Regions from separate parts of the Mus musculus genome. Here regions 1 and 2 are each linked to region 3. Evidence: chromatin loops called from intact Hi-C (ENCODE). Cell type or tissue: heart. All regions are shown on one strand.

What was found. Peaks named below come from ENCODE experiments on the same cell type or tissue, not always from the same donor. Only the 100,000 strongest peaks of a DNase experiment are listed, where the experiment ranks them.
Region 1: it touches region 3 in a loop (2.9-fold over the local background); 6 of 42 quality-filtered maps call a loop at or near these places.
Region 2: it touches region 3 in a loop (2.3-fold over the local background); 2 of 42 quality-filtered maps call a loop at or near these places.

Annotation. Positions count from the first base shown.
Region 1 is chr16:86,301,592-86,304,091 of GRCm38, forward strand. No RefSeq gene overlaps it. Among named protein-coding and RNA genes, the nearest start is that of Gm32357, 67 kb to the left of the region's middle. In heart, a CTCF peak has its summit at 1,095 (motif pointing left); no DNase peak of the experiment used is centred here.
Region 2 is chr16:86,248,916-86,251,415 of GRCm38, forward strand. All of the region lies in intron 3 of Gm32357 (a long non-coding RNA gene), which reads left to right. Among named protein-coding and RNA genes, the nearest start is that of Gm32357, 14 kb to the left of the region's middle. In heart, no CTCF peak of the experiment used is centred here; a DNase peak (open chromatin) is centred at 1,316.
Region 3 is chr16:85,898,111-85,900,610 of GRCm38, forward strand. It overlaps Adamts5 (a disintegrin-like and metallopeptidase (reprolysin type) with thrombospondin type 1 motif, 5 (aggrecanase-2)), which reads right to left. Exons shown (of 8, transcript NM_011782.2): 1 at 1,054-2,500. The coding sequence starts at 2,157. It overlaps Gm46558 (a long non-coding RNA gene), which reads left to right and starts at 1,690. Exons shown (of 3, transcript XR_001781962.2): 1 at 1,690-1,887. In heart, CTCF peaks have their summits at 1,344 and 2,152; DNase peaks (open chromatin) are centred at 391, 1,441 and 1,921; H3K4me3 peaks cover 1,489 bases; H3K27ac peaks cover 1,134 bases; H3K27me3 peaks cover 260 bases.

The DNA of each region.
Region 1 (2,500 bases), 400 kb after region 3:
TCTTAACAAAATTATTTTTATACAATTGGGATTAGAGTAATTTAGTAAGAGACAGTTAGTTCAAAGCATTTTTAAAATGAGACTATTTAGTCTCATTTGTTAGATCACTGGAGCCTCCATAAGAAATACTATAAATAAGGTTTCTTAAATGTATTTGCTTACAGTAATTCCAAAATAGAGGATATGAGTCCTCTTCAAGTGAGTCCTTTTTCCTGAATTACAGATAACTGCATTCTGTTTGTTCTCACAAGCTCACAGAGAGTAACCAGGTTTTCTTCTTTTAGGAACATCGGCCTTATAAGATCAAAGCTCTAAGCACATGATGTCTTTGAACCCTAATTCATACTTCCTTTAAATAAAGCTTTGGATAAAGAGCTACCATCTACAATTTTTTTTCAGACATGAGACTCTGTCCATTCCATTGCATTACTCATAGACTCATTTTCATACATTATCACATACAAAATGCAGTCAAACTTTGCTCGTTCCAATATTAATAGTAAATACTAGAGTCTTGAGGCAAAAGAATAGTTTTCTTTGGCTTGGTGTCCATCCCTCCCAGCCATCTCCACCCTGTTCCTGAGGTGGGAGTGCTAAGTGTTTAAGCTGTTGTTGCTGGAGGCTCAGTCCTTCCCTTTACTTGAAGACCACGCATACCATAGCTTTATTGGAGACTTATAAAATTCTACAGCCTCGATTAAGTTCTACAGCCTACCTTCCTTCCATCCTTCCCTACAGCCTCCTCCATTCCATTATTTCCAAATGATGATGCTCCTCTGGATAGAATTACATTTCTTCCCTTGAGGTGGCTCATTTAACTGATGAATTATATTCATGTTCTCTCTCTCTCTCTCTCTCTCTCTCTCTCTCTCTCTCTCTCTCTCTCTCTCTCTCACCAGATATCATTCACTCTGTCTACACAAGCTCAGATGTTCACAATAAGATACAAAGGACCAGGGTCTTAGATAACATGAATGCACTGGCCCAAATATGTGCAGTCCAGAAGTCCAAGTTAAATGGCATTCAACTCAACTCCTGTTTTTCTGGTGGTGTTCTCAGTATGTCTTCTCATGGGGATGGAAGCAGAGCCCTCTAGTGTCTTTTATTATAATGACACTAATCCTTTAGGATTAACCTCTGCAATGAGTATTATAGCTTCAATTTATAGAATATAAGGGGGAGTAATTCAGCTCCTCACATCATATTATCTATCTTGGCACAGCACTTTTAAGTTTTTTGTATTCGGTTTGATGTTTAATCCTATCAGAATCTCTAAAACCATCCTAGGCTACTCAAACCCACATTACCTTCAGAAGGTCTTGTACATCTCAGAACTGTTTCCTTGGCACAAAGTGGAGAGTGTAGTTATATGTTAACTATCTGCTACATTCCATTCGGCCAACGCAGTGGACTAATTTTCCCATGTCTGTTTCACATGTGGGTTCCTGTTGAATGGGCCCTCTCTGTCTGCTTCCTAGGATTCTTTAACATTACTATGCCATCTACAAAAGCCAGAGAGGCCATTTCCTGAATACCTATCTACTTTCTATACTTTAAGAACCTCACAATGTAGGTTACCTGGATATGTTTCTGGTTACTGGAGAATAATTCTGTTAAATAACGAGGTTTAGTACTGTTGTATCTGTAGGTATCTGTTGCCTGGTTAATGCAATGCAATATAATGAGTTGCCTCATAGCCTACCCGCATATGATCCCACTATGATGGACGATATCCTTATTTCTTTAAGTTTATTTTGATGAATATTTTGTCACAATAGTAAGGAAAGTAATTAATTCAGGTAATTGGGAACAATAAGTTTGGATGTTAGAGTACAGGAGAGCAAAATGCCAAAAGAAAAATAGAAAGTGATATCTTGATTCCTACTTTCTCTATTCATTCATTCATGCATTCATTCATTTATTCATTCTGTCTAATCCAATATGTAGGTATTTAAGTCTCCTCTCCATCCCGTCCTCTCAGATCCCATATCACCTCTCCTCTCCCCCAGACCCAGTGTTCCTCCATTTCCCTTCAGAGAAGAACAGGCCTCCCTGTGGTATCAAACTTGGTACAATAAGATTCAATAATACTAGGGATATGCCCTCCTTCAAGGCTAGATGAAGTCCTACGGTGTGGCAAAAGAGTCAATGGCACTGCCCACTGCCATTGCTAGGAGTCCAACAAAACTCAAGGTAAATAACTACAGCATGTATGCAGAGGATATGGCGCAGACCCATGCAGGATCCGTGGGTGGCTGCTGCTTCAGTCTCTATGATCTCTGATGAGCACGGCTTAGTTGTTACTGATGGCAGTGTTCTGGTGTCCTGTACTCCTGGGTTTTCAAAGGGTCACAAGGGACTGTGTTTTCCAGTCCACAGATGAGGAGTCATTTTAGCAAGATACTGCACATACTGCATTCTCTCTGTGTCCTAAGAATCTGAGTCAGATTGAGGTCACAAGCATGAAGGAATTTAACAAAGTCTCAAGACCAAGGAATTC
Region 2 (2,500 bases), 350 kb after region 3:
ATGCTGACTTTAAACTCACCATCCTTCCTTGGCTTCTGGGTGTGTGCTTGCTTGCATATACATTACTGTTCATTGTGGAATGAGTCAATCAGAGTCATTAGTACATTCCCTTGATTCATGTGCTTTTCCCGGCAGTGGACAGCACTGAACTGAATGTTTCTTCTTGGTGCTATTTAAACAGGACTTGCAGAAACTACCGCCATAATTTACAGCATCTTCTAAGTGTAGTTTTTCTAGTCAGTGAAATTTTTAATCTGTTTTTTTCCATATTCTTCTCTCTATTTAAAAAAATATTCCTTGTATTTTTGAGTAATGCCATGCCTGTCCCTCTGAGATACATTTTGCAAGTTCTTGAGAGCAGATTACCAAAGTCAGCAACCACCCTGTTCCTGAAGACTTATGACTTAATTAGCTGAAATGTTGTATTCTCTGGAGAGGTGGTGGGGAAGAGGTTAAGAACTTATTTGGTAATTTATTAATCCAATTTTTATTCATGCTGGACCAGTCTTGTGTGTGTGTGTGTGTGTGTGTGTGTGTGTGTGTGTGTGTGTGTGTGTGTGTCTATTAAGGTAAGAAAACTAAAAAGTTGGAGATATACACATATATACATTTTTTTCCCCACCTGAGTAGGTTTTGTTGTAGTCTGTCAATAGAGATGATGTAGAGAGGAAAGAATTCATTACATTGTCTACTTTGGAAACGCACTCTGAAAGCCATAGAATCTCTTTCTCATAACAAACTTGCTAAATTGTTGGTGTTTGTTGCCAGTCAGTTTTCCACTTTCCTGGTGCTTTATGGCCATAATGAATCATCATTCCTTTACAATACACCCTGGATAGCCTCATGATAAGGACTATATGCTTAGGTTTCTGTTCTTCTACATTACTTTTAACTTAGGAAATGCTTGTCTTTTCTTATTTCTCTTAAGGTCGGTTCAGTTTAAGATACTCATTCTCAAGGTTTGTTCATTGATTAAACAATTCATTTCCCTCCTAATCATGGTGAATTTTCATGTACTTACTCATAGTTTTCATATTCTCATTTCATGTTTTCATGGCCAAGTCACACTTGTAGAACTTCTTTAATCTATCCTCATAAACACAAGCCTTCATTGCCTTATTTATTCTGAGTAGTGCTTTCGGTGCTTTACCGGGCCAATTTGACACCATTCTGTTATGGCAAGAAAGCTGGATCCAGACCGTCAGTAGCAAAGTGTTTGCTTTGCCATTTTTCTTGGCACTCCCCGGCTTCCTCCAAGTTGCAAAACAGCCTAGTACATGCTCCCTCCCTTGCTCTTTGCCAGACTACCAATTCCAGATGTGGTCAACTGGTGAGCACGGAGCTGCGGGAACAGTGGGGCACATGTTTTGGGCCTTATTCAGGGTTTGTGTAATGTTGAGACAGTGAACACTCACAAGGAACACACCAACACCCCAGTTCTTATTAAGTCCTTACCAAAGTGTCTCAATCATGTTAACATTAATGAGGCAGCTATAAACATTCTTCATCAGAACTTTTAAATGAAAATATGTCCACAGTGTGCCTTTCATTGTATGTTTTCAGAGTTTTGATTTCGTTGATGTACTGTGACCTGTCAGTACCTTCATTGCAGACTTATATAGTGTGGAAGAAGATATAGGATATGCCGATGTCACACTATGATATCTGTGTATAATTATTAATAGGAATGATACTATGCAAAGTATAGATAGTGGGGACCCAAAGATCCCACCTTGACAAGGAGAAACTGTTTGCAATGAGTGGTTACTATTGGAGACTCACTGTCCTTTAGAAGATATGGCATTTATTGGCTGGATCTAAATATACAGTGTGTACATATGGAGAACTTTCAAAGAATAAATAAAATACTTAAAAATCAAAGGAACTATCAAGTTTTATTACTGAAATTTTCTTCTTAATTTTTTTTTTTTGAGATGGCTGAGTATTTAAGGGAGCTTGCTGCTCTTACTACTCGGATGATTAGATCCCAATCAAGGTGTTCAGAGCTACCTGGAACCTGAATGTCAAGAGAGCTGATGTTTGATGGCCTCTACTGATCACCTTGATTACCTGCGTTCAAGTCACATATACACACATATACACACATATACACACATATACACACATATACACAGAGAGGTATATGTATTAGGAAGTTTCTATATATGTTTCTATATGGCTTTTCCAAAGGCCTTTAGTTAGAGCAATCTTTCCACAGATCTATTCTTCTACCTTGCCCTCCTCTCCTCATACATCCCGCGTTCATTCTGTTCCCAAAGTATTTAACCCTTCTTTATAAACTTCCCTCAATTTCTTCATAGCACTATATACGATTTCTCCCGCCTTGGGAGCTTCCTTTCTTTTTTCTGCTCCCTTGTTAGCTACCTAACCTCTGTGGGTATTCTAAAGGGAATATGCTTATTTAAAGCGAAATGAAAATTTGAAACTTGCAGGTAACTAAATGGAGCTGGAAACAACTATTCTGAGAGAAGTAACAGAG
Region 3 (2,500 bases):
CATCGATAGAACACACACACACACAGACACAGACATACACACACTAGGAGGGGGCTAGTTGGGAAGACAAAATTCAACAAGGATGGTAATGGGGACAGCTTTCTGAATGCTCAGGCTCACAACTATCAGCAGGACTTTTGGTCTGAAACGTCACGCTGACATGGTGGTCTGGTAACTGTGTAAATAGATGTGTTGCTCCCAGAATGTCTGGGCTCATAATGATCCATCTCTTTTCCTTCTCGGTAACCATCACCCTTAACGTGGGGAAGTCCTTGGAAAACGTTCTTCCCCACATCCTGAAGCTCTGCCCAGAACTTCAGAAACACATTCATCCAAACCCCAAACCTTCCAACTGGATTTGACCCTTGTTTGGCAGTTGGGCGGGAGGGTGGTGCTTCAGATGTGCTGGTAGAGGGCCTGGGGTGGGGGGTGGGGTGGGGGGTTGTCCTCACTGCTGATTGGGCTTCCGCATCCCCTTGACCCTCCCACATTCCTTCCTTCTCAGGAACTCAGATTCCAAGGTGGATATGTCAGAAGCCCATTTGGAAGCCACATTAGAAAAAGCAGTCCTTTGGAAAAGACCAGTGTTGCAGAAGAGTTCGTTTAAGGACATTTACAAGGGAGGCCATCAATCAGATAAAAGCAACTGCCAACTTTCAAGTCCTTCCCATTAAGTAGGACAAAGTAGTACTTTCGTCTTCACTGGGAAGTAGAAAACATGCAATTTCAGACGACAGTCTTACTTTCCTCCTTTTGCCATGTAACTGTACACCTCCTTATCGCGGCCATACACCACAGTGTCCTGTCTGACTGGCGTCCAGCCTTAGCGAGTGTTGATCTCATAAAGTCGCCTCACTTAAAGCAGAGATTACTGCAGAGGCTCACCGAAACACCTGAGTGTAAGTGGGGGCTGAGTGGTTTGCATGCAAGATGCATTTAAGTAAATCTCTATTGAGTGACAAGTCCTTTATGGGAGAAGCAGAGCCACTAGCAAGACCTGCCCTTCCACCAGTCTTTGTATCCCAGGGCTGGGCACCCACCTTCTGTACCTACCTCTCGGGTGAACAGGATGGCTGCATCGTAGTGCTCTTCGTGATCATCCCCTAGCTGGTTATGTTGGTGCTGCCATTTGCAAAAGTTCTTGAGGGTCGTGGCCGCATTCTTGCTCACCTCCAGACTCGTGTCCTTGTCCGTCAGCACCACCACCTTCACCACCGCCAGGCGGATGTGGTTCTCAATGCTTGCATGACTGTACAGCCTGTTGGCGATGGAGGCCAGGGTCAGCAGGTAATGCTGCAGGCCCCGCCCATACATCCTGGCCATGGACGAGTCAGCCACCAAGAGGAGCTCCACCTGGCGGGCCCTGGAGATGGAACGGCGCCTACGCCTCCACCAAGTCTGAGGTCCCGCGTTCCCAGATGGCGAGAAAGCTGAGTGGTCCAGCAGCTGCGGGGCCAGCGCTGAGCGTCTCCTAGATCTACTGTGCACCGAGGGGCTCTCTTGGGGCCCAGATGGGGATGCAGGAGTCTCGCAACTGGCGCGTGGCGGCAGGGCCTCGAAGCTAAAGCCCTCGCGGTTGTAGACATGCAGGATGCGGGAAGATCCATCCCCATAAATTCGTTCATACTCTGCCCAGGACCCACGCAGGAGTGGCTTTAGAGTGTAGCGCGCATGCTTGACTGCAAAGAAGCCATCGAGACCCCCGCAGAGGTCAAAGACAGCTAGGGATCGAGGGCTGCCGTCCACGGTGCCTCTGTAGAAACAGTGACCCCGGTGGCCAGAGGATGCGCTCAGCCCTCCTCCTGCAGTAACGATGCTACCAGCAGCACCCACTGTGTCATCTCTCTCCAGGTCCAGCAGGAACCTCCGGCCGCCCGCGTAGACAAGGTAGCCCACTTTGCCACCGCCAGAGTAGAGTTGGTCTATATTCTGGACCAGCCCGCCGCTCCTGCGCTGCCCGGCCAAGGGTTGTAAATGGCCTCGCTCCCGTGTTTCCTCCCCCTGCGGCTGGTCCGGCTCGGCGGCCGCTGCTGCAGCCTGAGGCTGCCTGGTTTTATCCTGGGCAGGTGCCGCGGCGGGGCTGTCAGCGGCCAGGGACAGGCAGGACGCGCTCAGCAGCAGCAGTAGCAGCAACAAGGGCGCCCACTCGAGCCGCATAGTGCGCTGCCCGCCGGGAGGGGCTGCGCGACTGAGTCTAGCTGGATGCTTGCTATTTGCTATAGAAGTTTCAGGGGCGGGGGTGGGGGGCTCGCCCTCCCACCCACCCACCCACAGCCGCACACTCTACACACTGGCGTGCAAGGTTGAGTCAAGTGTCCAGGAAAGGGTAGGGGGAATCCGCAGCAGAGAGCCAGCCTGGCCTGGCACCGGTGCCACTGTGAGAACTTTTTCTTTGTTGGTTTGGAAAATGTTTGGAATGGAGGTCCAAGAGACGGAGGAAGAAAAATTTTAAATAAAATAAAAGAAAAAAAATTAAATAAAGGGTGGTGTTGGTGGGAGT